2 separate regions of the Homo sapiens genome follow, and region 1 is linked to region 2. Evidence: chromatin loops called from intact Hi-C (ENCODE). Cell type or tissue: CD14-positive monocyte. All regions are shown on one strand. Links, peaks and the distances in the headings refer to the core of each region. The heading gives the core; the rest is flanking DNA.

Region 1 (15,480 bases), core at 5,637-13,636, 43 kb before region 2:
ACGCTGGACCAGAAGAAAAGGGTTCCCTTCAGGTCCCAGGTCTGCTCTGGGACCACTAATAAGGCTGGGTCTCAGTTCACTTAAAAAACAATCCTTGGCCAGGTGCAGTGGCTTGTCCCTGTAATCCCAACATTTTGGGAGGTCAAGGCAGGAGGACTGCTTGAGCCCAAGAGTTGTAGACTAGCCTGGGCAAAATAGCGAGACCCTGTCCCTACAAAAAATAAAAAATAAAAAAACAATTAGCTGGGCACAGTGGTACATGCCTGTAGTCTCAGTTACTTGGGAGGCTGAGGCAGGAGGATCATTCGAGCCCAGGAGGTTAAGGCTGCCAGTGAGTTTTGACTGTGACACTGCACTCCAGCCTGGGTGACAGAGTGAAACTCTGTCTCAAAAAGAAAAAAAAAAAAAAAATTGGCCAGGCGTGGTGGCTCACGCTTGTAATCCCAGCACTTGTAATCCCAGCAGTTGTAATCCCAGCACTTTGGGAGGCCGAGGAGGGTGGATCACGGGGTCAAGAGATCAAGACCATCCTGACCAACATGGTGAAACCCTGTCTCTACTAAAAATACAAAAATTAGCTGGGCATGGTGGCATGTGCCTGTAGTCCCAGCTACTCAGGAGGCTGAGGCAGGAGATTCGCTTGAACCTAGGAGGCGGGGAGGCTGCAGTGAGCCAAGATCGCGCCACCATACTCCAGCCTGGTGACAGAGCAAGACTCCATCTCAAGAAAAGAAAAACAAATTAAAACATTTTTTAAAAAAGCAATCTTTGCTCCAAGTCATTTACTGCAAGGGGTTTTACTGTTAAAATAAGTAACAGAAAGTTCACTGCACACTGTGAAATTAAGTGCTTTTATTCTAAATTCAATTACATTCACGTAAAGTTCCAGTTAAAACAAACCTAAAAAAAAAAAAAAAAAAAAAATCAGCCAGGCACAGTGGCTAAGGCCTGTAATCCCAGCACTTTGGGAGGCCAAGGCAGGTGGATCACCTGAGGTCAGGAGTTCAAGACCAGCCTAGCCAACATGGTGAAACCTGTCTCTACTAAAAATACAAATATTAGCCAGGTGTAGTGGCACCCGCCTGTAATCCCAGCTACTCCAGAGGCTGAGGCACGAGAATCGCTTGAACCTGGGAGGCGGAGGTTGCACTGAGCCGAGATTGAGCCACTGCACTCCAGCCTGGGCGACAGAGCAAGACTCTGTCTCAAAAATAATGATAATGATAATAATAATAAATCAAATATAACAAGAAGCCAAACCAACACTAAAAATCCCTTTTTCACAAGAATAGACATGTCATCAGCTCAAAGCTATAAAGCCCAACTTGCCTAGTCAAGAACAAGTTTTTGACTAAGTTTATGTTTATATCTTCCTTCTCTATTCAATTAATACCATTCATTTCACAAAGATCCAGGAGATGGGGGGAAAGTTGAGATCCACAAATAACAGAATAATCTTCAGGGCTGAACTAAGGATAATATATTAAGAAAAAAGTTAAAAACAAAAACAATGATTTGGTTTCAGACGCAAAAGTGTCATCTGCTCAGAACTTTTGCTATAAACTTTCTGGCAAGATCAAAATCTCAGGAAATTCCAAACCAGTAAAAGTTTAAAGACAAATTACTTAGGAAAAATGATCTAACTTTGGAGACCCAAGCATGCTCCTCCCATTGTCATCCAGTTTTTACTTTTATATTGGACTACCAAACCCACCACAAAATCATAGCTAACAAGAGCTTTGCTTCCTGCAACTTGAAAAATCTCTGGCTTTTAATAAATGCCTCTATTTCCTGTCAGCACTGGTCAGTCCCAGCTACAAAACCTACGAAGTTTGAATGAGAGAGACTCTCTCATACCACTGATGTCTCTCATACTTGGCCAGCACACTGGAACATAAGACTAATAAGCCACAGGGAAACTACCTCTCCAGAGTGGCATGGTCTGTGCAGGGCATGGAGGCAGGGCCAGCTGATGAAGACATGGACTGCTTCGAGATAAGACTTAGCTCCATCGAGCATTAACATAACTGGGATCAGATCCACTGAAACGAAGTCCAATTCCATGCAAGGCACCATGAGGGAGCCACCAAGCATTACACACAGTTCTCGCTGAGAAATGGTATACAATCTCATGGGGGGAAAACACCACATACAGAAAATTACTATAAAAAGGAACAGAGAAAACAAAGTGTAAAATCTAAATTGATCCTGGGTAACACATGGTTCAACACAATACCATCAACTCAAAGCCTCCCTAGCAATCACGGTTTCCAATTCATGAACCTTCTAAACAGCATTCTCATCTATTCATTCAGGAACTACTTATTGGGTATTTTCTTTCTTTTTTCTTTTTTTTTTTTTTTAAGATGGAGTCTTTTTTTTTTTTAAGATGGAGTCTCACTCTGTCACCCAGGCTGGAGTGCAGTGGAGTGATCTCAGCTCACTGCAACCTCCACCTCCCCAGTTCAAGTGATTCTCCTGCCTCAGCCTCCCAAGTAGCTGGGACTACAGGCACCCGCCACCACGCCTGGCTAATTTTTGTATTTTTAGTAGAGACAGGGTTTCACCATGTTGGCCAGGCTGGTCTCAAACTCCTGACCTCAAGTGATCCGCCCACCTCAGCCTACCAAAGTGCTCGGATTACAGGTATGAGCCACTGCGACTGGCCTTGTTGGGTATTTTCTATATGCCAAACACTATATTGGGTACTAAGAGATACAAATGACTAGAACAAAAGCAGCCCCGCCCTTTATAAGACTTGATAGATTACTTGGCAATAGGTAAGTAAACAGGCTATTACAGAGCAATGCGTGTTATTACAGTATACTCAGACATGGTGCTATGAAAGGAGGCCTTCAGAGGGCCATGGGAGGACCTAGACAAGGCAGTTAACTTGGACCTGTGGAAAGGGGAAATCAGAGAAAGCTTCCCAGAAGAAATGTACAAAATGTGACTGGAAAGAAGAACGAGAATCAGTTAAGTAAAAGGTAGGATATTCCAGGCAGAGGAAACAGCATATGCAAGGCTCCATGAGAGGCAAAGACCACCACAATTTCAGGAACAAAGTGCCTCTGAAGGCTGTCCCATAGTGCACAGTGTATGTGTGCACACTGAATTCAAGGGCCGATGCTACATCCTGGGTGAGTGAATGAGATGGCTCAAAAAGAACAAAAGGGCTAAATGAAAGCAGCAGATTGGGTAAACCCTGTAGGAACTCCTCAAGTTGAGGAACAAACAGAGAAGACACCGATGAGTAAGGTCTAGGACTAGCTAGAGAAGCAGGAGATATAAAAGAAAAGGAAAAAATAGAGTTATTAAAACAGGGAAGGGAATATTCAATATGCAAATACAGGTCTACCACACTGAACTGCATTAAAATTAGGATGCAAAATATCCACTGTATTAGTAACAAGGAAGCAGATCTTGTCAAGAATTATTTCAGGCCAGGTGCGGTGGCTCACACCTGTAATCTCAGCACTTTGGGAGGCTGACGGGTGGATCACTTGAGGCTAGCCTGGCCAACATGGTCAACATGCCAACAAGCCTGGCCAACATGGTGAAGCCCCATCTCTACCAAAAATACAAAAAATTAGCCAGGCGTGATGACAGGCACCTGTAATCCCAGCTACTCAGGAGGCTGGGGCAGGAGAATCGCCTGAAGCCGGGAGGCAGAGGTTGCAGTGAGCCAAGACTGCGGCACTGCACTCCAGCCTGGGTGACAGAGCAAGACTCAGTCTGGAAAAAAAAAAAAATTATTTCAGTGGCTTGGTAGCATAGAGCCTCACTTCCCTGGAAGATAAACACACAGAGTGACTGGAAGATGAACGATGGGCAGAGTGACCTATTTACTTCAAAAATTTCAACCAGAGAAGGAGAGTATAAAGCAGTGGCTGGAGGGGCCGTCTCGGCTGGAGGAAGCTGAGAACGTTGAACTGGCATACATAAGATGATAATAGGGAGGGCCTGGGATCCATTCCTCGAGAGTCACCAACCCCTTATTGCAAGATGCCTTGAACAGGTGAGATGGGAAGGGGTCAGGAGCGCAGACTCTAGGAGCAAAGGCTCCTTTTCCCCTGTGAGAGAAATGAGGTGGAAAGGATGGCAGGTAAGCTTTAGATCTGATGGCCAGATGCTGGGGGAGACAGATTTGGGATTAAAGACTGGATTTCTAGGGGCTCAATACTGGGGGATTTTTTTTCCAGCAGCGCTTAGGAGCCTGGGCCCAGGAAGACAAAGACAGGGGAAGAGCCTGCTCCAGGGCTAGAGGTGGTAGGTAAGAAGATGGACACAAGTACAGTGGAGAGGCAGCATCTAAAGTGACTGACCACAGTCTCAGATGCATAAGGAGGGAAGTGAGGAGGCTGCGGTGGGGGGAGGAGAGAAACAGCTGGAAATCTGAATAAAGGAGAAAACCCAAACTAGAGAAAGCAACTGAGCGAGGGAATCTGGCAGCACAGAGGCTGTAACTAGAGAGCAGAAGGTCTGAGCTTAACAGTAGGTCAAAGGTAGAGACTATCTCAACTGCCAGGGAAGGAAATAGCTGGAAGAGAGGAACAGGAAGTTCCCTGGGACATGAGGTGATGATGCTGGGTGGGCTGCCCAAATGCACTGACATGGGCCAGGGGTGACAGAAGCCTTGATATGGAAAGACAGGTTGTGAGCCAGGTAAACTAAGGGGAGTAGGGAATGCTGCAAACAGGCCCATTTAAAATACAACTAAGCTGGGCATGGTGGCTCACACCTGTAATCCCAGCATTTTGGGAGCCCGAGGCGGGAGGATCACTTGAGTTTAGGAGTTCAAGACCAGCCTGGACAACATAGTTAAGACCCTGTACCCCACCAAAAAAATCATTAAAAATAAAATTAAATTAAATACAACAACAGAAGGCAAGCAATTAAGCAATTCCCCACTATGGCAATTTATTGACTAGAAAGCTTAAGTCCTAAGATACATACATGCATACAAATACATACAGTGAAAGAGAGAATCTGCACGCGCACACACACACACATACACCCTATGTGCTCCCCCGCACCCCTCAGGCATTTTCACTCTCCTCCGCAAATCAGAAAACAAAAGCATAATCAAACTGGGGTCTTCTGCAGAGTTTGGTCTTCTATCCAGGATGCCTTTTTATCACTCATTATTACTCATCCCCTTCTTCAAAACTGCTGCCTCCCCCTGCGACAGTGGCCATATAACGGCTACACTTCAGTGATTCTGTCAAGGAGCTTATGAACTATGGTTCTTTTACCCCATATATCTACTTCTGCCACATGTTCCATGGTATCCACTCAGTGACACATAAATGACTCCAAAAGAAAACAAGAAAGAGAAAAAAAAAACTCATCATTCAAAAAAATAGTCAAAATACCTTTTTATTCTCCTTTGTCATCCATTTTTAAGGAAAACCTTTCCCCTTTCAGACGTTTAAATGATTTGTAGTCAACAACTATCAAAAAACAATCATCAAAAAAAAAAAAAAATCAAATCCAGGACTACTTCTGTATATAATCCTCATAGCTAGAATTAGAAACAGGAAAAAAGGGGAGATGTTTTCACAATTTCAGTGGTTTGCAGACAGCTAGTTCTGTTATCTATATGGCATATATGGCAGAGAGACTGCTTCTATATGGCAAGCGAAGAATTTAATAAATGTGTGAATGGTAAACGGGGAGCAATCAGGAAATCATTCAGAATTAATCAACATAATTTTTGTATTTAAATTTAAGTAACCAGGCCAGGTGCGGTGGCTCACGCCTGTAATCCCAGCACTTTGGGAGGCCGAGGCGGGCGGATCGCCAGAGGTCAGAAGTGCGAGACCACCCTGGCCAACATGGTGAAACATTGTCTCTATTAAAAATAACAAAAATTAGCCGGCTGTAGTGGCGGGTGACTGTAATCCCAGCTACTCAGGAGGCTGAGGCAGGAGAATCGCTTGAACCTGGGAGGCGGAGGTTGCAGTGAGCCGAGATCGTGCCATTGCACTCCAGCCTAGGCAGCAAGAGCAAAACTCCATCTCAAAAATAAATAAATATAAATAACCATAAAAATATCAGAATCTGTAATCTGAAGTGTTACAGTACCTAAAAATTCAGTCTTATCACTTAGCCATTTAAAAGTAAGATAATTATCAGTACACTTGAGTTTTTTAATAAGGTACTTGACTTGAAAGAATCACTCAAAGCTATCTGTGTACTGAGAATTGCTAATAAGAGCACATAGGCTGGGCATGGTGGCTCACGCCTGTAATCCCAGCACTTTGGGAGGCTGAAGTGAGTGGATCATGAGGTCAGGAGTTCGAGACCAGCCTGACCAACATGGTGAAACCCTTCTCTACCAAAAATACCAAAAATTAGCTGGGCGTAGTGGCAGGCGCCTGTAATCCCAGCTACTTAGGAGGCTGAGACAGCAGAATCGCTTGAACCCGGGAGGCGGAGGTTGCAGTGAGTCGAGATTGCGCCACTGCACTCCAGCCTGGGTGACAGAGCGAGACTCCACCTCAAAAAAAAAAAAAAAAAAAAAAAAAGACCACATAATGGGATAAACCAGCCAACATCATTGAAAATATCCCTTAAAATTCACAACAACTAAATGAGACCTTTATTCTCATAGTGGCAGCTGCAAGTCAGTGAACTAGGCACATGTTTTCAATATATTCCTAGTGGGAAGGCTAAAACTTGAAGATTCTTTTAAAAAATCTTTACATATTAAAATATAATTTTTTTTGTACAAATCAAAGATTATCTGCATACATACTTGGATAAAAGTTATCACTTCACTTCAATGAATCCTGTACTGCCTGCCTACTAATTACTGTGCACTGTTGTTGGTGTTCTAGGGCTACAAAATTTACAATGAAACAAATATCACCCTCCTGGAGAAGACACCTACACAGATGCCTTCACTATCTGGTCGCATGAGCTCAAGGCCATGATGGAATAACCTCCACTAGGCTACCCTTCTGGAAGCGTTTAGAGGCCATATGGCAGTCGAGGTTAAAAGTAATGGCAGAGGAAACATGAAAAGGAAGAGAGGAAAAATATATACAATAAGAGAATAATGCATATGCATTGTGTGAGGGGGTAGCAGAGAAAGGTTAAGACCAAAGAGGAAGGAAGTGAAATATGATCTCACCCTTTCAAGCCTAGGTGACACTTAATATGAACAGAGACGGACAAGAAGTCAATCCCAGATTAGGGAGAGACTCAGAGAATATACAGGCTCACTCCTCCTTGCCCTTCAGAACTTCAACTAGATATTACCTTTATACACTATCCTTTATTTGTTTTGCCTGCTCCCAATCCCAATTAGATACCTTTTCCTGAGCATCCCCACAGCACCTGGAGCCTAGGCCTGTAAGAGCTCTTATCACTGTGAACTGAGATTATCTTTATTCAGCCACTTTGTCTGCTGGACTACTGAACTTCCTAAGGGCAGGGACCAAGTTTGTCTTCCTCACCACATATCCCAACTGCCCAGCACAGAGCCTGGTACCTAGTAGCTGTTCATGTATTATTTTTTGAATGACTGAATCAACAGACACTGGCTGCAAGGAGCTTACAATCTAGACGAGAAAAGCAAATGAAAGATTGACAAAAAGCTTCAGAGAAATTGGTCCTGAGTGGTTGGTTTTAATTTCACATACACAAAAAAGTATAAAGCAGCCATGCTGTCATGCCATATGATCCCGGAGTGCTAAAACACTGAGCTGGTTTTGTCCTTTTGGGAAGGGTTCTCTGAAGCTTCGGAGCATTCTCCGAATGTTCTATATTTAAACACCCCACCACCTACCAGATGCTTCCCTGGACGTCCTCTAACAACATGGTCACAACCAGATCACCATCTTCTTTGCACACGTTCCTTTTCCTGTGTCCCCACCTTGATGAGGGGCTGCATCTTCCATCTAGCTATTTCCCTAATCTGGAACATTCCTCCCGTTTCCTCTTCTTCCCCTTCCCCCACATTCGATAAATCACCAAATCCTCCTGATCTGAGACGGTAAGGCATAGAGACTAAAAATACAAATACCTGGCCGGAGGCAGTGGCTGATGCCTGTAATCCCAACACTTTGGGAGGCCGAGGTGGATGGATCACCTGAGGTCAGGAGTTCAAGACCAGCCTGGCCAACATGATGAAACCCCATCTCTACTAAAAATACAAAAAAAAAAAAAAAAATTAGCCGGGCATCGTGGCAGGCACCTGTAATCCCAGCTACTCGGGAGGCTGAGGCAGGAGAATCACTTGAACTCGGGAGGCGGATGTTACAGTGAGCTGAGATCGTGCCATTGCACCCCAGCCTGGGCAACAAGAGCAAAACTCTGCCTCAAAAATAAATAAATAAATACAAATACCTTTCCCTCTGGAGAAAGGTACAAAACTTAGGACAAAGACCTTGACTGGGTTATAATGGTAAAGAATCATCCTTATCTATTGCTTGTTCTAATTTGCCATACACAACATACCTCTATAGAGTAATAGGTGTTCAAGAAGGATCAAAGAAAAAGCATGTTCTACAACATAATATGTACTTTTGTTGCTAAAAGGGAGAGACCTTTAACAAGATACATTCCTCCCTGCAATGTATGTATTTATTTTATTTTATTATAGCTATGAGGATAAGGTAGAGCAACCATTTAGTCATGAAGTTGGACACATGACAAATGGTATCACTCCTGACCAAGTCACAAAGCAAGTCATTAAAAACCTTACTTCGTAGCCGTCTCAGTGCAAGCATATTTGGTCACCTCATTCTTTTATCAGCCCCCATTAGGCCCACCCAATGTAACTTCAAGTTGGTCATCAAAAATAGTTCCTGGAAATAACTGAACATGGGACAGAAATACAGCCACACTCAGTTGCCTGAGGTGGGAAAAAATGGTGGTGGCTTCTAACTTCCTCAAAATAGCAGAAGGAGGCTGAGGATAAAGAGAAAAGAGGAAGGGCGGGAAGGGAAGGAGTACCTGGCCAATGATTTTATCCTAGACTTTACTGTCAAGGGCACTCCCTCAGGCCACCAACCCTTTAGCCCTTTGCTTCAATTTTATCTAACGATAATATACCAAATACCTACAAGGCCAAGCATCACATAACATTAACATCAAGCTTGACGAGAAAACTCAGCTTGGGGTAGGGGTTGCAAACTCAAGTGCTAGGTAGTGTACACCGACAAGGACAGTGTGACCCACTGTGGGACTGTGGTAAACTCTGCAACGCACACATGTACATCCAAAAGGAGTTGTGTCCCTCAGTCCAGCAGACCACTGCCAGTGTAAGCTCAGACGGTGTGATTTTCAGATTTTTCAAGAGAGGCCAGAATCCAGAGTTGCATGTCATTTCTCCTGATTCATTTATAAACAATGGCACAAATTAAACTCTTCTCTTTTTTAAAAAGCATTGCGTGAAGCAAGCAAAATATGACTGTGGGTGGCCAATTTGTGACATCTAGGAAAGAGGTTAGAAAACTAGGCAAAGGTCAAAAACTACAAACTCTCTCCTCCTATGTCCTAATAAATCGGGGAGGCTTAGCACAATCCCCTGTCTCTCTTCACAGCCATGTATGTGGAAGCTGAAGCAGTGGCCACACTGCCATAGTGCTATTGTGAAGCTGAATCCAGGACACAGGAGAAGACTGAGGGTCTGGGACCTCATTGTCCTCCTGAAACATTTCCTGCTGTTATAGACCAATTGACAGTATATAATAAACAGCATTGCATGTAAAGGACTTTGCACAGTGCCTGAGGCACAACACAGAATTCAATAAATGTTAGCTATTAGTGGGTTTTATCCTGAACAAGGGTAGAACATGCAGCAGACTGTTTCTCTCTCAAATGGAAGATTTTTTAGTCCAATTACAAAATCCAACATTCCTCTTTAGACAAAAGAAGAATTTCAAAAGGAACTACATTCATCCATGTGGCATTCAGGAATTTTAAAATATAATGTGACTTATGCCCCCACAGGGCATTTTATTATTTTTAAGGAAATAATGGGTTTTTTTCAAGTTTTAATTTGAGTTAATATGAAATTTTAAAGTTCTGTCCCACTTTTAGATTAGGGGGATCAGGCACAGCCATATAATGCTACCATATCTAGCATGAGTAAGGCATGAAGCCCCAATTTTTCCAGAAAGATCACCCCACCCTCTGGTCTTCTCCTGTGACCATGTCTTTGTAGAAAGTTACATCTAGGTAATGCTATATGGCTGTCTAGTCTAGTCTAATGACTACATTTTACAGATCCTGTATGCAACTCCTCAAAATCCCACAACAGTCAAAGGCAGAGTCAGAACCCAAACCCAAGTCTTCTTCTTCCTGAGTCGTCTTCTTCCATGACCTCACATGTCCCCTCCTGTGAGTGCACATGCTCAGGGTGGCTGCTTCAGGGGAGCAGGGCAGCTTGAGACTAAAGCTCTGAAACACAACTGTTCTGTGTGAAACTAACCAGTACTGGAGACAGATACAGGCACCTACCCTTAGGAGCAAAATGTTCTATCAAGCAAGGGCACAGGCTGGGGAAGGTTTCCTATACACAGCCCAGCAAAGCCTTGCTTCAGTACATTGCAGGCGTGGTCATAATCTTTTACAAATCCTCTAATATCAACTGTGCCTTTTTAACCACTAGCTTGGAACAAGAATTTCATACCTGTATGAAAGAATATAATTTACTTGCTGGAAAAGTAGAAGTGTCACAAAGCAAAGAAATCACTTAATTTTTTTTTTTTTTTTGAGACAGAGTTTCACTCTTGTCCCCCAGGCTGTAGTGCAATGGTATGATCTCGGCTCAATGCAACCTCCGCCTCCCAGATTCAAGCGATTCTCCTGCCTCAGCCTCCTGAGTAGCTGGGATTACAGGCATGTACCACCACGCTCGGCTAATTTTGTATTTTTAGTAGAGACAGGGTTTCACCATGTTGGTCAGGCTGGTCCTGAACTCCGGACCTCAAGTGATCCACCCACCTCGGCCTCCCAAAGTGCTGGGATTACAGGCGTGAGCCACCATGCCCGGCCGGAATCAAAGATTTTTAAATACTGTCACTATGCTTCCAACTGTCCAACTTCCAAAGTACTGAGAAAATATTTTTTGAAATGTAGCCAAGTATAGAATATAGACTGTGTCCTACATTCAAAAGTTGTCTTTCTAGAAAGCATGTTTTAATGGCAAAGGATACAAAGCAAGCTGTAAAAAGAGACTAAAATTAGCTCAAACCACAAATAACCTAACATACTTATCACTTCCTTATGATCAACCTACAAAAATCAAACTTTAAAGGCACTTACAAAACTAAAGGTGGGAGGCCAACTGCACCCTTTAACTTCGCTATACCTTTCCTCCTTCTAACATGGACCCTGGCACATAAACACTGCCAAACGATGACACTGTGTTAACGTGAAGGCAAGCACCAGGGAAACTACGGGAGCACAGTTTTGCCCTGTAAATAAAACAGCATGTACCATGCAGTTCTTAAGTGGTTAGAAGGGTAACTACCTCCTCAAACTGAAGATGGGAAATGCAGATGAAGGCCCACACCCATCTTCAGCTGCATTTCACAGACAGCTAAGGACATACCACGCTCCCACTTCAAACAAAATATTCTTCCATCTTCTAAAGCCATCTATTTCCTACTTTCAAAAGCAACATCTTCCAAATCTATTGGGAAACCAAAAGTTTGTTACCATTCGAGTAGTGGAACAAGTTGCAAAATGAGGTTTAGTTGACAAATATGTATTCATGGGTAAAAAAAAGGCACTGGGTTTGTTAAACTACATCTACTTTTTCAGTGATTCTCTCTCTGAGTGTATTAACTATGTCTGATAAGTTTTGTGATAAATTTTTTGGAGAAACTTCAAGCTCACAAAGGATGAAAACAAGTGGTTAAGGATGAGTACAGAACCTACCAATACCACTGTGCACACTCCAATACTGTTACTCAAACTTTCAAAAGCATTTTCATTAGCAGGTAGAGAAATAGGGGCAAGTAGCAGACCTGGGTAGTTATTTGTGGTGTGAACAGACCAAACAAAATACTGATAATGGCACTAATATTCCTAAGATTTATTCAAGAAAAACTGTCAGTAAGACATGAAGGAATATTTAGAAATGCTCAGAAATGACACCATGATAGGTACATAAAGGGCCCATTGAAACCCAGCATTCTAGGGATGTGGATTCTCAAGGAATATTCAAGAGCAACCTTTAGGTGTGGCTAAACCAGGTTGTATTCTGGGGACTGCTCCAAAAATTTGGTTTTATGCTTGTATAAACCTGATGTAGCTTAATGTAACTTTCTGATCTTGGCCCCATTCTGCCTCACCCCACCTCGGAGCATGATCCTTAACACTATGGCAACAGGGAGGTGGCGTCCAGGTAGTAGAGAACAATAAGAGTAATGCTCTTAATTCAAAAGTGCTGTCAAGATACAGTTCAGTTCAGAGTAAAAACAACAAAGCAAAACAATGACAACAACAACAACAAACCAAAAAATGACATATTCTCTCCCTGCCCCGAAAAAAAAATTCACTGGGTACCTTCTTAGAGGCCTCTTTTCTCTGTGCAAAAGTTAGCCACAAAAATATTTATGACTCAGTGAAGGCGTATTTTCCCTTTATCCTTACAGAAGCAAACTAAGCCCTGACTATTTGAAAAGTGAAACAGTAGTTAACAGCGACAAATGTTCAAACATCAAGGAGAGTTAAAGCTAATTTACCATGTTATGCTAAATGCAGTTTGCTTATTTGTTCTCTTGAGTGAAGTTATATTCAGAAGTGACTTCATCCTTAGACATTTTTAAGTAACTCACGTTCTTAAGAGAACTCTATTTGGAATAATTACTTGATGTTCACTTTCCTGTAAGAAATTCGCAATAGTGTACAATCCTGTAACCGGGGCCCATCTGGATAAAAATTAGCTAAGCTGTTTGCTGTAATGTAACGTAGTGACTTTTAAGTAAGATTCTGCAAAAGGAAGAGAAGTGCCAATAAAAGATCCATTAAGAAAGGAAAAAAGTCGAAAAACGTTTCTTAACAGAGACAAGGGAAGAGTTTTCCTTTTCTAATCACTAAGAAATTTTTAAAAATTATTTTGAAAGCCTAGTTTTGCTATGCTCATCTTATCTTTGCAAGTGATGTTGCTCACCCACAAAAGCCACAAACACAGCCGAGGCTTCCTTCTTCATCTGTAAAAGTAAAATATACCTCAGTCTCTAGGAAGAAACATCTGAAAAGTAAAGAGAAGGAGACAGGGACACAAGCCTACTTGGGACCCAAAACTTTACTTCAAGTGGTTAATCCTCAAGAAGGATTTAGAATTTCCCAGCACTAGATTCAGAGTAGTAAAGAATACGTTTATTTCCCAGAGAAAATGCAGACCTTAAGTGTCCCTTTGCCATGTTTACTCTGAGTCCATATTACAGAGCTGACTTCAGAGCACTAATTCTATCTAATTACCATAGGGTATCCATAAAACCTTACTGCCTTAGTAAAACCATAAGCACTCAGTAAATCGAACGATGTCATACGTTTTTCTCTTAAAAAAAGGGCTGGGCCGGGCACAGTGGCTCACACCTGTAATCCCAACACTTTGGGAGCCTGAGGCAGACAGATGGCTTAAGCCCAGGAGTTCAAGACCAGCCTGGGCAACACAGCAAAATCCCATCTCTACTCCAAAAAAATACAAAAATTAGCTGGGCGTGATGGCACATGCCTGTAGTCTCAGCTACTTGGGAGCCTGAGGTGGGAGGATCACTTGAGCCCAGGAGGTGGAGGTTGCAGTGAGCCAAGATTGTGCCACTGCACTCCAGCCTGGACGACACAGCAAGACCCCATCTCAAAAAAAATATTAAAAAAATAAACTTTAAAAGGACTGAAAATCATTTATAAGTACTTGGTATTATTTTATTTGTAGTAGTGTGACTTGTACCAAAGCCCAGAGATCAATAGATTTGATGGCTACAGTTTTCTTTGGCTGTTTCAGGGCAGGAGGGAATCTTCCATGTGAAATGGTCTTATTTTCAGTTTTCATACAATCAAAATTTACAAGCTGTCAGCAAGATACTCATGATTATGTCAAGCTGCTTTGAAAAAGGAGAGGGCAGCAGCTATTAAACTCTAAAGACCATTTCTACACAAAGTAAAGCATTATTTCTAAAATGCTGGAGACTTAGGTACTTTCTTCTCAAATATGGCAGATGTGTAAACTATCATATTATTCAAATGAAACTTAGACCAGATGTAGGTTTCTTCCTAAAATTACAACATAAAGGGCAACTATTCTTTGCATACCTAGTTAGGGTTGAAGCTTTCGTAAATTCTCAAGAATCAGTTCCTCTATCTTTTACAGGAAAAGCCACCCAATTGCTACTTGAGAGAAAAACTGCAAAAGCATAGCGTACGTGTCAGGGCTACTCATTTTCCACATTACCAAGTCAAATGAACTCTATTTATCAAAAACATTTCATGCCCCTCGGGAAAAAACACCCCATTCTTTTGAGTTGTTAACTATACTCACAAAGCTCCTATAAACTTTTGAGCCTAATAGTACCCAACCACACCTTACAAAACTGAGTAACTGCTGCAGTTTTTACAAGGATTATTCAGGAACATTAAATTGTATTTGTGAGTACATTAAGGATTTTTATTACTTGACCTGAACTTAATGATCAGTTAGTCCAGGATCATTTTTACAAGGGAGAAACCAAAACCCAAAGAAAGTAAGGGACTCACTCAGCACTGTTAGTATGACAGCTGAGACTGCAACTATACCCAGACACAGGGGACACTAGAAAAAGCAAAACATGAAACTACTCTCTTGCCCCTAAGGGTGGTCTGATCAAAGGCCAAAGAATGTCATTACCATTTATAGTTTGAAAAAAAAAATCAAAGACTTGGTAACAGTCGTTATTTTATGGAGAACTATATTTTATATCCCAAAATCAAAAAGTATTTTATGAACCAACCACATGCAAAGGCCCGCTAGGCTTGTGAGAACCAGTCAGGAGGGATGAGGGAAGAGGAATTCAACAATTCTTAGAGAGACAAACATATTACCTCCAAGTTGCCTGTAAAGTTCACCGTAGGCCAAGCACAAATTTATTGTTATATTTAAAGCTTCTGTGAAACAAATCAGTGGTATCAGCTTCTACTGGCTAAGAATGCCAGCCTTTCTTCCAAAGCCACTGCAGCAGGCAATACTAAATTACCTCATTAGGCCATGACTCAAAATGTGGTGGGGGCCTTCTCCCAGAGTGACCTCTACTATTGGTACTAATGTGGGCTAATCTATTTGTTTCCATCATTGCCCCCCTAGAGTGGGAGCCAGGAACATGTTTTGTACATCTTTATACCATCAGGCTAGCAAAGTACTGACCATCAATTCAATCCCAACTCTTGTTAGGTACCTACTCTGTGCCAGGAGCAGAGGACTTCAAGATGAATGAGAAAGATACAACAGGTGGCCTCAGGAAGCTTGGGCTCCATTGGAGA
Region 2 (15,480 bases), core at 3,327-11,326:
AAAGAAAGAAAAAAAAAAACAACCAAAGAAGCTCTACCGTTGTGCATTTCCACCAGTGTATGGGAGTTCCAGTTGCTCTGCATCTTAGTCAGCACTTGATGTTGTCTGTTGTCATTTAGTTTATTTTTATTATTTTAACCATGCTGAAATGAATTTTAAAAGTAAAAGTGGCTGGGCATGGTGGCTCACGCCTGTAATCCCAGCACTTTGGGAGGCCGAGGTGGGCAGATCACCTGAGGTCAGGAGTTTGAAACTAGCCTGGCCAACATGGAGAAACCCCCGTCTCTACTAAAAATACAAAATTAGCCAGGCATGGTGGCACATCCCTACTCGGGAGGCTGAGGCAGGAGAATTGCTTGAACCTGGGAGGCGGAGGTTGCAGTGAGCTGAGATTGCACAATTGCACTCTAGCCTGGGCAACAAGACTGAAACTGTGTCAAAAAAAAAAAAAAAAAAAAGGAAAAGTGACCATGGATAAAGGCTAAAATTTATAACTCAGACTCTAAGGCCCTGTGTGAACTGAGCCCTGCCCATTTCACCAGGCCACTCTCTGTTCTCCAGTATCCTTTCAGGTCTGGCTACAGGGCCTTTGCACATGCTGTCTACTCTACTTAGGATGCCATTCCTGCTTTCTGCCTGGCTAATGCCTATTGTCACATGGATCTCGTCCTAAAGGCACTTCCTTGTGGGTATGCCTAGATTCTGTTTCCTTGTTACATGTTTTCGTATCTGCCTTTCTTATTTACCACAGTGGTTCTCAACTGGGAGTGATTTTGCCCCCCAGGGGCCATTTGACAATGTCTGGAAACATTTTTGGTTGTCAAAACCAGGGTAAGAATGCTACTGGCATCTAGTGGGTAGAGGCCAGAGACGCTGCTAAATATCCTACAATGCCCAGAACAGCCTACAGGAATGATCCAGTCAAAATTTCACTAATGCGGAGGTTGAGAAACCTGTATCACAACGTAATCAACTAATTGCTTTTTATGGCTGCCTTCCTGTTCCCATCTCACTCCCCCACTTCCCCATCTAGGCTTCCCTTACCCCCTCCTCGCCATGTGTATTTAGCTGTTTAATGCCTCCTTTTCCTGCTAGAGTATAAAGCCTAAGGGGCAAGGATTGTGTCTGTCTTGTTTTCTATATATTGCGTATCATAGGTGCTTAATAAATGTGTCAAATGAATAAAAGAGCAAATGAAAACTATCTTTCATAAAGCACATCTTTAAGGACACCAGAAAGCTTTCCTCTTGACTTCTGTCTTGGTAACTCTAAATATTATTTGGAAAAAAAATAAACAAGGTGGTGGGGAGGAGGGAGAGGGAGAGAAAAGCAGAGAAGAGGAGGACAAGGAGAAAAGGAAGAGGGAGATAGAGAACACTGTCTTTGTAGACTCAATCTGAGCTGGAATTCCAGCACTTAACTGTCACATAGTCAAGAGCAAGTCACTTTCCCTCTCTGAGCTCGTTTTTCTCAACTGTACAATGGGAATCAGAAAACGAAAGTAACTGTGCTAATGGCTGGCAACTACCCTGCACTTTATAAATGTTAGTTTTGTTCCTTTCTTCCTTTCCCCTCCTTCTCCTAAGTTTCCTGGCCAGCATCAGTGCTCACTCATCCTCCTCAGCCCACTCAAGAGAGCTGCCTGAAGCTAGATGGACAGTTCTATAAATGCTGGTGACGTATACCCAACCTCCGGCACCCGCATCTCTCTGCCCAGAGCCTGTGTGCTTCATGTGCGCATGGCAGGTCACATGTGTGGGAAGGGAAGTGTACTGGAGTTGCTGGCCCCGGGCACCACCTTCAACCGCTGAGAGTGGTCATTGCGGATAAACAGCACAGTTTCCCCAACCCTTCCTGAGACAATCTTGCGGTATACTCCACATCATCCCCTGAGGGCCCCTCTGGGACTGTGCCCCAGTTGCCCATAAAGGTAACTAGCTCTTTTTTTTGTTTGTTTGTTTGTTTTTGAGACAGAGTCTTGCCCTGTTGCCCAGACTGGAGTGCAGTGGCATGATCTTGGCTCACTACAACCTCTGCCTCCCGGGTTCAAGCAATTCTCCTGCCTCAGCCTCCCAAGTACCTGGGATTACAGGCACCCACCGTCACGCCCGGCTAATTTTTGTATTTTGTTTCACCATGTTGACTAGGCTGGTCTTGAACTCCTGACTTCAGGTGATCCGCCCTCCTCAGCCTCCCAAAGTGCTGGGATTACAGGCATGAGCCACTGCGCCTGGCCAACTGCCCAACTTCTAACTGGTAGTATGTGCATCTTTTTCTATGAGTTTTTTGGGTTTTTTCTTCTGGTTGTCAGAGTCAAGCAGCCTAAAGGAGGTTGGAGAATGAATATTCCTTCTCTTCTTTCCAGCTGCCTTCAACCAAGGAATGGATAGAGGTGGTGTATAAATACCCCAGCTTCCTGATTGTTTTGCAGTGGGCAGGTCTATGCAAACTTACCCCAAAGTCCAAGGAAGCTGAGAGGCTGAAGAGATGATGCTGACATACTCAGTTCCTTAGAAAGAAACTTTTAATAGAAACTTAGAAACAGATGCCACGTCTGTGTCTCCTGCGGTGGCCAGACAAGATGGTGGATCCCCACTCCATTATCTCCCAGACCCAGGGCTTCTATACCATAGGAGAGGGGTGGTTCAGAAGGGATGTGTAGAACAGTTGAAGTAAGATAACATCAAGGTTGTTTGACCTAAGGACAGGATATAGAGTCAGAACCTGCTCTTACACAAGGAATAATAGATAAACTAGAAATCTTAGAGGCCTTCTTGGAACAGGGGTTAATCAGAAGCCAACATGGCGGATTAGCTTCCAAGATGGAGTTGCTGATCCTTCAGGTAAGATAACTCTGAGACATGTGTTCTACACAGGTGGAATTAAGCTTCACTTGCCTAGGGCAGTAACTGTCTTGATAACTTGCTTAATATTGGTTGTCCTCCTTTCCCTGGGTCTCTTTTCTTCTCTACTCGTATTTCTTTTGCCTTCCAAAGAAGTGATGTGTCCTTGAGTCTTTGTCTCAGGGTCTGTATCTAGAGAATCTAAACTAAGATATGAGGTGTGCCAACAGGGGATTCCAAACTAAGACACTTATCAATTAGATCCAATTGCAAACGGTCTTGCTTTAAATCTCCCCAAAAGAACAGAATGGGACATGCTGTTCTTCAACTAAACAGCACTCCTGTTTACCATCTGGGGCCAAACCACGGGGCTCCTATTCCCTGAGTGGAAGGACCTCATCTTCCCATGGTATTCACAAGGCTCACACCCCACCTTTTCATACATAAATCACCCCCTTTATTTCACATGAACATCTTTGTTGTATTTTGCAGAAAGTTACCCTTACTGAAACACAGAGGACGCTCTGTTGGTAGCTTTGGAAATGGCCCTTGGGGCTCCAGCTGGGAGCATCTCATGTTCTTGTTCCTACGTAGTTACTTTCTGGGGATAGTCACACATGTTGAATGTTGGCAGGGAAGAGTTACCCTAGTCCAACACTTTCATTTGCCAAAAATAAGTTTTGAGGATGGCTGATGGGAAATCCCACAGTGCCTACCAATGGTATCATGCTACTTTATGCTGTTTTCTGAATGTTCTTTCATTTTATAACGTGAATATAATGAATGTTTGCTGATTTGGGGCCACCCTGAATCTACGGCACTCTCTTCCATGCCAAGTAACCTGAGTTTCCATTTGGGAACCACCCCTTCTGGAAGTTCGCTCCATCAGGAAGTTCCCTTGAGCCTGTAACCCAACAAGGAGCATGTGACTTAGCACCAACGAACCAGAGCAGTGGAGGTACAATAACTATGATGATTGGCTAGGTACAGTGGCTCACGCCTGTAATCCAGTGCTTTGGGAGGCTGAGGCGGGGGGATGACCTGAGGTCAGGAGTTCGAGACCAGCCTGGACAACATGGTGAAACCCCGTCTCTACTAAAAATACTAAAATTAGCCGGGTATGGTGGCGGGAGCCTGTAATCCCAGCTACTTGGGAGGCTGAGGCAGGAAAATTGCTTGAACCTGGGAGGTGGAGGTTGCAGTGAGCCAAGATTGCACCACTGCACTGCAGCCTGGGTGACAGAGCGAGACTCCGTCTCAAACAAACAAACAAACAAAAAAACTACGATGATTGGCTTAGAGATGGGTATGTGGCACAGATTGGTTCAATCAGAGTTCATCTCAGGATTTGTTTAGTAGCTACTAAGAAGGCATGCTTTCTCTTGCTCCTCGTGAGCTTAGAGTGGTTGGGCAGCTAACAAATGCACTTGGCTAACTGAACATCTCAATTCCAGAGGAGCTGTTTATTCCCCCAGCTCTCCTGTTGGGTCACCATGGTCTACTGTGTCCCTTGACTGAAGGATGACACAGCTTCTGTCAGGTAGCCTCTCTGTAGAGCTCCCTCTCTCTGGACCTGGAGACCACTTCTTCCTTTGCTCCTCCAGGCCACTGTTACTATGTGGGGGTGCTAAGGACCCCTCTGTTACTATCTAGCTGTGATAAACTCCCTTTGTTACTATCGCTGGAGTGATGCAGCATCCCTGGGTTCTGTAAATCCCACCTACATTTTGTTATTGTTGTTGTTAATTGTTTATTTATCAAGAGAAACTATTTCTTTTTTCTTTTTTTTCTTTCTTTTTTTTTTTTTTGAAACAGTCTTGCTCCATTGCCCAGGCTGGAGTGCAATGATGGCACAATCTCGGCTCACTGCAACCTCCGCCTCCCAGGTTCAAGTGATTCTCCTGCCTCAGCCTCCTGAGTAGCTGGGATTACAGGCGCACGCCACCACACCTGGCTAATTATTTCTCGTATTTTTAGTAGAGATGGGGTTTCACCATGTTGGCCTGGCTGGTCTCGAACTCCTGACCTCGTGATCTGCCCACCTTGGCCTCCCAAAATGCTAGGATTACAGGAATGAGCCACCACACCTAGTCAAGAAACTCTTTCTTTCTTTCTTTCTTTTTTCTTTTCCTTTTTTTTTTTTTTTTTCAGACAGTCTGGCTCTGTTGCCCAGGCTGCAGGGCGGTGCTGCGATCTCAGCTCACTGCAACCTCCACCTCCCAGGTTCAAGCAATTCTTCTGCCTCGGCCTCCCAAGAAGCTGGGATTACAGGCATGCCCACCATGCCCAGCTAATTTTGTATTTTTAGTAGAGATGGGGTTTCACCATGTTGGCCAGACTGGTCTCGAACTCCTGATCTCAAGCGATCTGCCCGCCTCAGCTTCCCAAAGTGCTGGGATAACAGGCATGAGCCACCACGCCTGACCAAGAGAAACTATTTCTTAGCTGACATATTCATTCATGTTTCATAGTTCAGGAACACAAGTCAGTGACAAACTTCTAGATATTTCAACTCAAAGAAATTCTTCATATTCCAAGATCACTTTGTACTCTGAAAGATACCAGCCTTCCTCATCTCAAAATCTTTTATGGAATCATAATTTCTGTAGAAATCTGCGTATGCCTTCTTTCTTGGTTCGGCCATAGCAATCTTGTAGAAAGCTGCAACCACCAGGGATACCATGAATGCTCCAATAATATGAAATCACAGACGCTTAACCAGAAGGCTATGCATTGGAGGTTTTGTCAAAGCACCAGAAGCCATGGTAGTTACTGTCCTTGATAGGTGTGTAAACTTCAACACCAACATCCTTCCCAGCTGTTGGAGAAATGGACGGTCCCCACCTACATTTTATAGACAGTCCATTCATAAAACTCTCCTCCTGCCAGGGCACGGACTGATGTGAATCCACCTAATGGCCCTAGGCAATAGGTGCCTTTATTGTCATCCTTGTTTTACGCATCAGAAACTGAGAGACAGAGAAGCTAAGTGAGCTGCATAAAGCCACAGAGCTAGTAATTGGTGGTACTGATACGGGAGTGGGGGCAGGGAAGTGCTGGGAAGGGAAGGGCGTGGTCCCTGGGTAGGGCTTCACCCCTGGGCCTGTGCCCACGGACCTACGTGAGGACAGGCATTTCTGTTTTCCTGCACGAATGTTGCATTTCCCAAGACCACCCTGGCTTGCCACGCCCCCATCCTATGCCTATAGAAACCCCCAGACCCTAGCAGGCAGAGACACAAGTGGCTGGATGCCAAGAAGAACGCACTGGTGGAAGAAGACACAAGCGACGGCCAGGTGCGGTGGCTCACGCCTGTAATCCCAGCACTTTGGGAGGCCAAGGTGGGCAGATCACTTGAGGTCAGGAGTTTGAGACCAGCCTGGCCAACATGGTGAAACCCCATCTTTACTAAAAAAAAAAAAAAAAAAAAAAAAAAAAAAAGATACAAAAAAATTAGGCGGGCGTGGTGGCAGGTGCCTGTAGTCCCAGCTGAGGCACTAGAATCACTTGAACCCAGGAGGCAGAGGTTGCAGTGAGCCCAGATCATGCCACTGCACTCCAGCTTGAGTAACAGAGTGAGACTAAATCTCAAAAAAAAAAAAAAAAAAAAAAGACACAAGCAACTAGACCTGGAGAAGAAGGAACTGGCATGAGAGCACACCATCAGGCACCGGCAGATGCCAGCAGGCCATCGACCGGTGGAACAACTTGGAGTTTGGCTGGGGTGGTGGGAGGAGAGCCTGGGCCACTCAGCGGCCCAGGTCCAGGGGAAAATCGCCTTCCCACTCCATCCCCTTTGGCTCCCCCATCTGCTGAGAGCTACCTCCACTCAATAAAACCTTGCGTTCATTCTCCAAGCCTACGTGTGATCCAGTTCTTCAGGTACGCCAAGGCAAGAAACCCCAGGATACAGATAGCCCTCTGTCCTTGAGATAAGGCAAGGGGTCTAATTGAGCTAACACAAGCTGTCTATGGACGGTTAAACGAAAAGAGCACCCTGGAACACACGCCCACTGGGGCCTCAGGAGCTGTAAACATTCACGCCTAGACGCTGCGTGGCCAGAGTCCCACACCCTGCCCGTCTGCCTGCTCCCCCTAGGGGTTTTGAGCAGCGAAGCACTGAGGAAGTGAGCCACACCCCCATCGCATGCCCTTCGAGGAGGATAAGGGAACTTTTCCTGTGTCAGTACCAGTGTTTGAACCAACGTCTGTCTGGCTGCAGAAACCATATTCTTCGCCAGTGCGTAGGCCTTGGTACCTTAGAAATGCGGGGAGAGGGACCAGGTTGTGGATTCACTCCTAACTCATCATTAACCTGCTGAGGACCTCAGTTTCCTCATCTTTTTGGTTAAGGACCAGTCCAGGAGTTGCAAACTCAAATGCCTACAGGGATCAAGAAGTGACATAAATGAAGGCAATGAACTGTTTCATTGTTGTGAAGAAACGTATTTTCTCGTTTCTTTTTCTTTTCTTTTTTGAGACGGAGTTTCACTCTTGTCACCCAGGCTGGAGTGCAATGGCGCGATCTCAGCTCACTGCAACCTCTGCCTCCCGGGTCCTGGTTCAAGCGATTCTCCTGCGTCAGCCTCCCGAGTAGCTGGGATTACAGGCATGCGCCACCATGCCCAGCTAATTTTGCATTTTTAGTAGAGACGGGGTTTCTCCATGTTGGTCAGGCTGGTCTCAAACTCCCAGCCTCAGGTGATCTGCCCGCCTCGGCCTCCCGAAGTGCTGGGATTATAGGCAAGAGCCAGCATGTCCCAGGCCTTTTTTTTTTTTTTTTCTTTAAACATATGGCCCTCTTAGTCTATCTTTCCTTTCTCCATTAGCATAGAGAACTGGGCACAGAGACAAATCATTTAGAAACTGCACTTGGCTGACAGTAACAGAGACTTGATTTCAGTGACTTAAACATATTAGAGATTTATTTCTTTCACATAAAACCATGTCTGAAAATCTGCATTCCAAAGAACAGATATGGCAATTCTATGATGTTTTCGGGGATCCCATTTCCTTCCATCTTTAGCATAGAACCTCCCTCCTCAAGGTCACAGAATGGCTGCTCAAACTCCAGCCATCATGTTTATATTCTAGGAAGATTGGCAAGACACCAAAGGGCTTTCTTGGAAACCCCAACATCAACTTCCACTTATCATGCATTGGCCATTCAATCGGGCACTACTGACATTTTGGACTGCATAATTCTTTGTTGTGGGAGGGAGACCTGGGGATTGGAGGGCTGTCTAGCAGTACCCTGACCTCTACCCACCCACCAGATATCAGTAGAGCACTCCCTGCCTCCCTCCCTGCCCCTGTTGTGGTAACCAAAACTGTCTTCCAAGACTTTGCCAGATGTCCTCTGGGGGACAAAATCACCTCTGACTGAGAAACACTGGGCAATTCTTAGCTTCAAGAGAAACTGGGAAATGTTATTTCAAAATTCATTGCCAATAGTGTAGGAGTTTCTATAAGTAAGAAAGAAGTAGAGGTTGGACATATGGATGGCAAATAACAGTCTTGCCCCAAGAGAACTCATTCAGTTTCCTTTTAATTCTACTTAAACAAAAACAGTGACCCAAGAGTGATGATGAACAGTGTCAGGCTATAATAGGGAAGGGTGGGGACTGTGGCACACTGAGAGCCAAGGACCCATCTAAAGGAGGTACAGGATTTTTGTGAGCAGCATTTTACCCATAAGATACAAGTTTGCAACATTTAGTCTATACAATTTCAAAACATGTACTATGGAAAATTTCAAACATCATCTAGAAAAATAGAGTCATATAACTAACTCTCCAGTATCCACCTTCAGCAATTATCCACATTCATTTTGTCAATTTCATCGTAAGCCTTTTGTCACTTCACCAGTAGTTGATACTAAGTTGTTCTTTTTTTTTTTTTTTCTGAAACCACCATGCTATTAGCACACCTTCCAAAATTAACAATGACATCTTACTATGAACCAGGTGATTTTTTTTTCTTTTTTTCAGACAGAGTCTTGTTCTGTGGCCCAGGCTGGAGTGCAGTGGCACAATCTTAGCTCACTGCAATCTCTGCCTCCCGGGTTCAAGCAATTCTCCTGCCTCAGCCTCCCGAGTATCTGGGATTACAGGCATGCGCCAGCACACCCAGCTAATTTTTGTATTTTTAGTAGAGATGGGATTTTGCCATGTTGGCCAGGCTAGTCTTGAACTCCTGACCTCAAGTGATCTGCCTGCCTCGGCCTCCCAAAGTGCTGGGATTACAGGTGTGAGCCACCATCCGTGGCCTATTTTTATTTTTTTTAGAGAGGGTCTCACTATGTTGCCCAGGCTGATTTCGAACTTCTAGGCTCAAGCAATCCTCCTGCCTCGGCCTCCTAAAGTGCTAGGATTACAGGCGTGAGCCACCACGCCCGGCCGTCGATCACTTCTTCAAGGATGTGGCACATGCCTTGAATTTAGACCTGCTAGCACTTCAAGCTGGGCGGGAACTAGGGACTGCCGGGTTCCCACCCACCTCCTGCCATCTCCCTTGTGCTGACTCATTTTTGACCCTGAACTTGTTCATTCACCCAGGCCTTTGCTTTCTTTTGTGCAAAACAAGGAGAACAATTCCAACTCGCCTCCCGACAATGAGGCAGGAGCAGTGTAATTGAAGGACTGCACATGCCCTGTGCACGTATTAAAGTACTTAATAATTACTGCAAAAATAGCAGCAGTGATGAGGTGATTATAAGCCCCAGCAGAAGCCCCGCATAAACAAAGAGGTCCAGAAAGGGCTCTCATGTTCTTAATGTTCTGACTCTAGACAATCTAAGACCCACAGCCCACAGCCCTCCTGGCCCTGAATCCTTACATTTGCCTTCTATTAATACAGGAAGACGTTTTTGGTGGCCTGACAAGAGAAAAGGTTCAAAGTCCAAATTCCCCATTTGTGCCATTAAGGGAGAAAGATATTTTGCAGCTTGGTTCCTAAATTAGAAGATGATTCCCAAATCATCTTCTAATTAAATGTCTCTCTTTATCTCTGCACCTTTTATATTGCTGCTGACACAGCTTTGGAGCCGGGTGGTGCTCAGGGTCAAGGGGAGGCGGGGTGATACATTCCTTTTTTTTTTTTTTTTTTTTTAGCTCACTGCAAACTTCACTTCCTGGGTTCAAGTGATTCTACTGCCTCAGCCTCCCCAGCAGCCGGGATTACAGGCATGCACCACCTTGCCTGGCTAATTTTTGTATTTTTAGTAGAGACGGGGTTTCACCATGTTGGCCAGGCTTGTCTTGAACTCCCGGCCTCAGGTGATCCACCCGCCTTGGCCTCCCAAAGTGCTGGGATTATAGGCATGAGCCACCGTGCCCGGCCAGATGATACATTCTTTAGGTGCACGCTTGGAGATGCCCAAACAGGCCTCTGGCTCCTGCCATGCCCTGCAGAGGACACTCTTAAAATATCCAGGGGACAGATGCTATTTTTGAGGTGCAGCTTAAAGGCTGCCTTGTGGCCCCTACATAATCTGCTGCCACTCTGAGCTTGCTTCAAAATAGATCTTGCCTTGCCTTTTGTGCTTCCAGGAAACTTGGTTTCTCAGTTTTTACTTTCATCACGAGTTAGATTTGCTGATTCTACAAGTCCATATAAATGGCATTAGACAGCCGAGCACGGTGGCTCACGCCTGTAATCCCAGCACTTTGGGAAGCTGAGGTGGGCGGATCACGAGGTCAGGAGATCGAGACCATCCTGGCCAACACAGTGAAACCCTGTCTCTACTAAAAATACAAAAAATTAGCTGGGCGTGGTGGCACGTGCCTGTAGCCCCAGCTACTTGGGAGGCTGAGGCAGGAGAATTGCTTGAACCTGGGAGGCAGAGGTTGCAGTGAGCCGACATCGCGCCACTGCACTCCAGCCTGGGCAACAGAACAAGACTTCATCTCAATAAATAAATAAATAAAATGAATAAATGGCATTAGACAATATGTACTCCTTGGTGTCTGGCTTCTGTTGCGCAACAGAATGTCTGTGAGATTCATTTGTGTGGGCTGTATCAGTAGTTTGTTCATTTTCATTCTTTTAATATATGTGTGTATATATATACATATGCACACTAAAATAATGTATACTAATAATATATTTAGACTATTTTAGTAGACTTCCCAGATTATAGATTAAATAATATATTTGTATATTTGTAATATATTTGTATGTATACATACATATATACACATACATATATATATATAGTAAACATTTATCCATTTATCCATTCTGCTGTGGATAGTAAACATTTATCCATTCTGCTGTTGAACACTTGGGCCACTTCCAGTTTTGAGTTATTATGAATAAAGCTGCTATGAACATTTTTATTTTATTTATTTTATTTTATTTTATTTTATTTTATTTATTTTATTTTTGAGACAGAGTCTTGCTCTGTTGCCCAGGCTGGAGTGCAGTGGCACGATCTCGGCTCACTGCAGCCTCTGTCTCCCGGGTTCAAGCAATTCTTCTGCCTCAGCCTCCCTAGTAGCTGGGATTACAGGCATACACCACTACGCCCAGCTAATTTTTGTATTTTTACTAGAGACAGTTTCATCACATTGCCCAGGCTGGTCTCAAACTCCTGGCCTCAAGTGATCTGCCCACCTCAGCCTCCCAAAGTGCTGGGATTACAGGTGTGAGCCATCGTGCCTGGCGTTTTATTTTTTATTTTTATGCCCTGCCCTTTTCCCACTCCCCACCCTCACCATGACCCTAGGCGGGGTTGGGGAAGTGGAGAGAGAGGGGGAAGTTGCCACTCAGATGTTTATTGACTTCTCAACCTTAACACACCCCACCCTGGGGTACCCAAGCGAAATCTGGGCCCCTTTCTCTAGCCTTCCCAGCCCAGTAGCCTCCATAGCCACCCATGTGGCCACGTAAGCCAGAATTCAGCCTTGAGTCTTCCTTGAGTCTGCTCTGTTACCCCTCCTGGGCCACATCCAACTCATCCATTGCAATTTCAAACTGTCTTCAATCTGCCTGCTCGTTTTCACCACTGCCACCTCTCAGGTGCAGCCACCCGCTCCCTGTCCCTCCCTCAGGGAACTGTCCAGCCTGCTAATCAGTCTCCTGACTTGCGTCTTGCCTTCCTCCAGTAGTTTCTCCAAATGGCAGCAAGATGCTTTTAAAATGGAAATCAGATCATCTTCTTTTGAATGTCTTCCCACTGCATTTGGACTCAAGACCAGACTCCTAAGTGGTGATCTACAAGGCTCAGCAGCCTCAGGCCACCACTTGTCACATGTCATCCTTCCCAGGCACACTCTTAGTTCCTGAAATACACCAACCTCTTTTTCAGCTTGGGGCCTTTTGCATATGCTGTTCCTTCCCACAATCAGTTATTAGTCCATTGCATATCTTTCTAAGATGGTTTATGCATGTACAAGCAAATGTGAATATATATTCTGTTCCTCCCCATTCCCTTAAAATGTTATGCGTCCATGCTGTGTGTGAATAAATCTGTAGGATGAACTCCTAAAAGCAGAATTGCCTTGGTAACAGCTATGGTCATTTTAAACTTAATGAATAATGCCAAAGTCCTCTTCATGTGGAGTCGCATCAGTTTGCGTGTGCTCATTTTCTGACACCCTTACCAACACAGTGGATTGTCAATTTGAGACTTTGGTTAAACCAGTGCAATGGTGGGGGCGGGGTGGTGGTAGGAAATGGTATCTCATTTCTCTTTTTATACATGCAATTGAGCTTTTTTTTTTTTAGTCGGAGTTTCACTCTTGTTGCCCAGGCAGGAGTGCAATGGTGTGACCTTGGCTCACTGGAACCTCCGCCTCCCGGGTTCAAGCGACTCTCCTGCCTCAGCCTCCCAAGTAGCTGGGATTACAAGCATGCACCACTACACCTGGCTAATTTTGTATTTTTAGTAGAGACAGGGCTTCTCTATGTTGGTCAGGCTGGTCTTGAACTCCCAACCTCGGGTGATCCGCCCTCCTCGGCCTCCCAAAGTGCTGGCGTGAGCCACTGTGCCTGGCCAAAACTGAGCATCTTTTGGTATGCTTAAGAGCCATTTGCTTTTTCCTCTTTTTGATCTTTTTTTGACCATTTTCCCACTGATTTGTTGGTCTTTTCTTTTCTTTTGAGACAGGATCTCGCTCTGATGCCCAGGCTGGAGTGCAGTGGCATGATCATGGCTCACTGCAGCCTCAACTTCTTGGGCTCAAGTGATTCTCCCACCTCAGCCTCCCCAGTACCTGGGACTATAGGCATGCATCACCATGCCTGGCCAATTTTTGTATTTTTTGTAGAGATGGGGTTTTGCCATTTTGCCAGGCTATTCTCGAACTCCTGGGCTCAAGCAATCCACCCACCTAGGCCTCCCAAAGTGCTCGGATTACAGGTGTGAGCTACCGCGCCTGACCTAAAACATTTGTTAATTTGCCCTTCTTCTCTCACCCTCTAAGATGTTAGCTCCTTGAGGGCAGGGACCACACACATCTTGTTCACCATTGTATTCCCAGCAGCTTCCACAGTGCCTTGCACACAGGAGGTGTTCATGGTGGACATCTGTAGTTGTTTACACCTTCTTTTTTTTTTTTTTTTGAGGTGGAGTTTTGCTCTTGTTACCCAGGCTGGAGTGCAATGGCGCAATCTCAGCTCACTGCAACCTCCGCCTCCTGGGCTCAAGTGATTCTCCTGACTCAGCCTCCTGAGTAGCTGGGATTACAGGTGCGCACCACCATGCCCAGCTAATTTTGTATTTTTAGTAGGAACAGGGTTTCACCATGTTGGCCAGGCTGGTCTTGAACTCCTGGCTTCAAGTGATCCACCCACCTTGGCCTCCCAAAGTGCTGGGATTACAGGCGTGAGCCACCGCGCCTGGCTGCTTCTAGAAAATTTTTATGCCTATGCGAGTATATTTATATGTATATGCCAACATATTGTTTCACTTTTCATTTACAAAAATGATTCTACTATGCATTCTGTTCTGTCCCTTCACTTTTTCATTTAGTAATATCCTCAATCAATGACTCAGAGGAAAATGGATGAGGGATATGTACACACAAGTACACAGAAAAGGAAATACAAATAGCTCATAAACATGTGAAAGGATGTTCAACTTCCTTTATAATAAGAAAAATGCAAATTAAAAGTACACAGAGATCATTTCTCGCCTATCAGATTGGCAAAAATCCAAAAGTCTGATAACACACTGTGTTGGCAAGCCTGCAGGCAAAAAAAAGCACTTTTGTACCTTGATGGTGGAGGTGGAAATTGGCACAGTCCTATGGAGGACAATTTGACCATATCTGTTGAAATGACAAATATATATACCCTTTGACGCAGCAGCCACAGATTCTGAAAATGTATCCATCAGATATTCTTGCTCAAGTGCAAAATGACATATATCTGGGATCATGTTTAGAGCAGAGGTTTATTGTCTATCTCCCTCATTAGAAGGGAGGACCTATGAGGGCAGGAACCTTGTTGGTCTTGCTCCCCCATGACTGCCCCAGCTCCTAGCACTGTCTTTGAACATAGTAGATGTCACAAAGACACCCCTCACTCAATATCTACATGCTCCTCTACCTTTCCCAGCCTTCCTTGCAGTAAGGTTGAAAGTACATGGCTCATTTATGCCCAATGGGATATGCAAAAGTGATGGAAGCTACTTTCAGGTCTGGCCGTTGAAAAATTCCATGTTACCTTCTAGCTCTCTCTTTGCCTACAGTGTTCATCTCTAAGACTTCCTTTTCCAGATAAAGAAGGTGAGGTAGGAGATCAGTAGGACTTATTTTCCAAGCACAAATCACAGCCCTGCTGATCAAAACAGGATGCAGTAAAGAAACTCGCTGAAACAAGCAGATGGTGACAAAAGTGACCTCTAGTTGCCCTCACTGCTCATAGCATAAAGACACTCCCACCAGCACCAGGACAGTCTGCAAATGCCATGGCAATGACCTGGAAGTTACCTTATATAGTTCTGGGAACCCTCTGCCACTTTTCTAGAAAATTCTGAATAACCCGCCCCTTCATTAGCATATAATTAAGAGTGGGTATAAATATCGGTAGCCCTGGTCTGCAAGGACTACTGCTCTGGGCTGTGGTCTTTGCTGCTGTTCTGGGCTGCTCTGCCTATGGAGTAGCCCTGCTCTGTCTACGGAGCAGCCCCTCTGCTGCACACTGCTGCTCTAATAAACTTGCTTTCTTTCACTGTTGGCTCACTCTTGAATTCTTTCCTGAGTGAAGCCAAGAACCCTCCCAGGCTGAGCCCTGATTTTGGGATTCACCTGCATCAGCCTGTTCCAGATGGAGAAAAGTACTCAATTTGTATCATAATGCAAAAGCAAGAAATGAACCTTTGCTGTATTAAGTCACTGCAACGCTGGCTTTGTCCCTGCAGTATAGCCTATTTTATTCTGACTAAAGTACTGTAGTAGGTGCTCAATAAATACTTGTTGAATAAATGTAAGCTGTAATGATCATTCTTGTGCCCTGGATGAGCTACCATGTTGCTGGGTACATATTTAATACTTTGGTAGATAGCACAAACTGTCCTCCAGAAAGTTTGCATCATTTTTTTTGTTTGTTTTACGTTGTTTGAGACAGGGTTTCACCCTGTCACCCAGGCTGGAGTGCAGTGGCACAATCACAGCTCACTTTAGCCTTGACC

The links. A loop is a pair of places that touch in the nucleus more often than their neighbours do. Peaks named below come from ENCODE experiments on the same cell type or tissue, not always from the same donor. Only the 100,000 strongest peaks of a DNase experiment are listed, where the experiment ranks them.
Region 1: it touches region 2 in a loop (1.8-fold over the local background); 15 of 110 quality-filtered maps call a loop at or near these places.

What each region holds. Positions count from the first base shown.
Region 1 is chr20:50,515,620-50,531,099 of GRCh38, reverse strand. All of the region lies in intron 1 of PTPN1 (protein tyrosine phosphatase non-receptor type 1), which reads right to left. Among named protein-coding and RNA genes, the nearest start is that of PTPN1, 13 kb to the right of the region's middle. RefSeq lists a silencer at 10,425-10,474. In CD14-positive monocyte, for the core only: no CTCF peak of the experiment used is centred there; DNase peaks (open chromatin) are centred at 8,899 and 12,599; H3K4me3 peaks cover 2,659 bases; H3K27ac peaks cover 6,491 bases.
Region 2 is chr20:50,469,894-50,485,373 of GRCh38, reverse strand. It overlaps the pseudogene COX6CP2. Among named protein-coding and RNA genes, the nearest start is that of PTPN1, 33 kb to the left of the region's middle. RefSeq lists enhancers at 1,393-1,502, 1,543-1,592. In CD14-positive monocyte, for the core only: CTCF peaks have their summits at 6,731 and 6,931; a DNase peak (open chromatin) is centred at 6,953.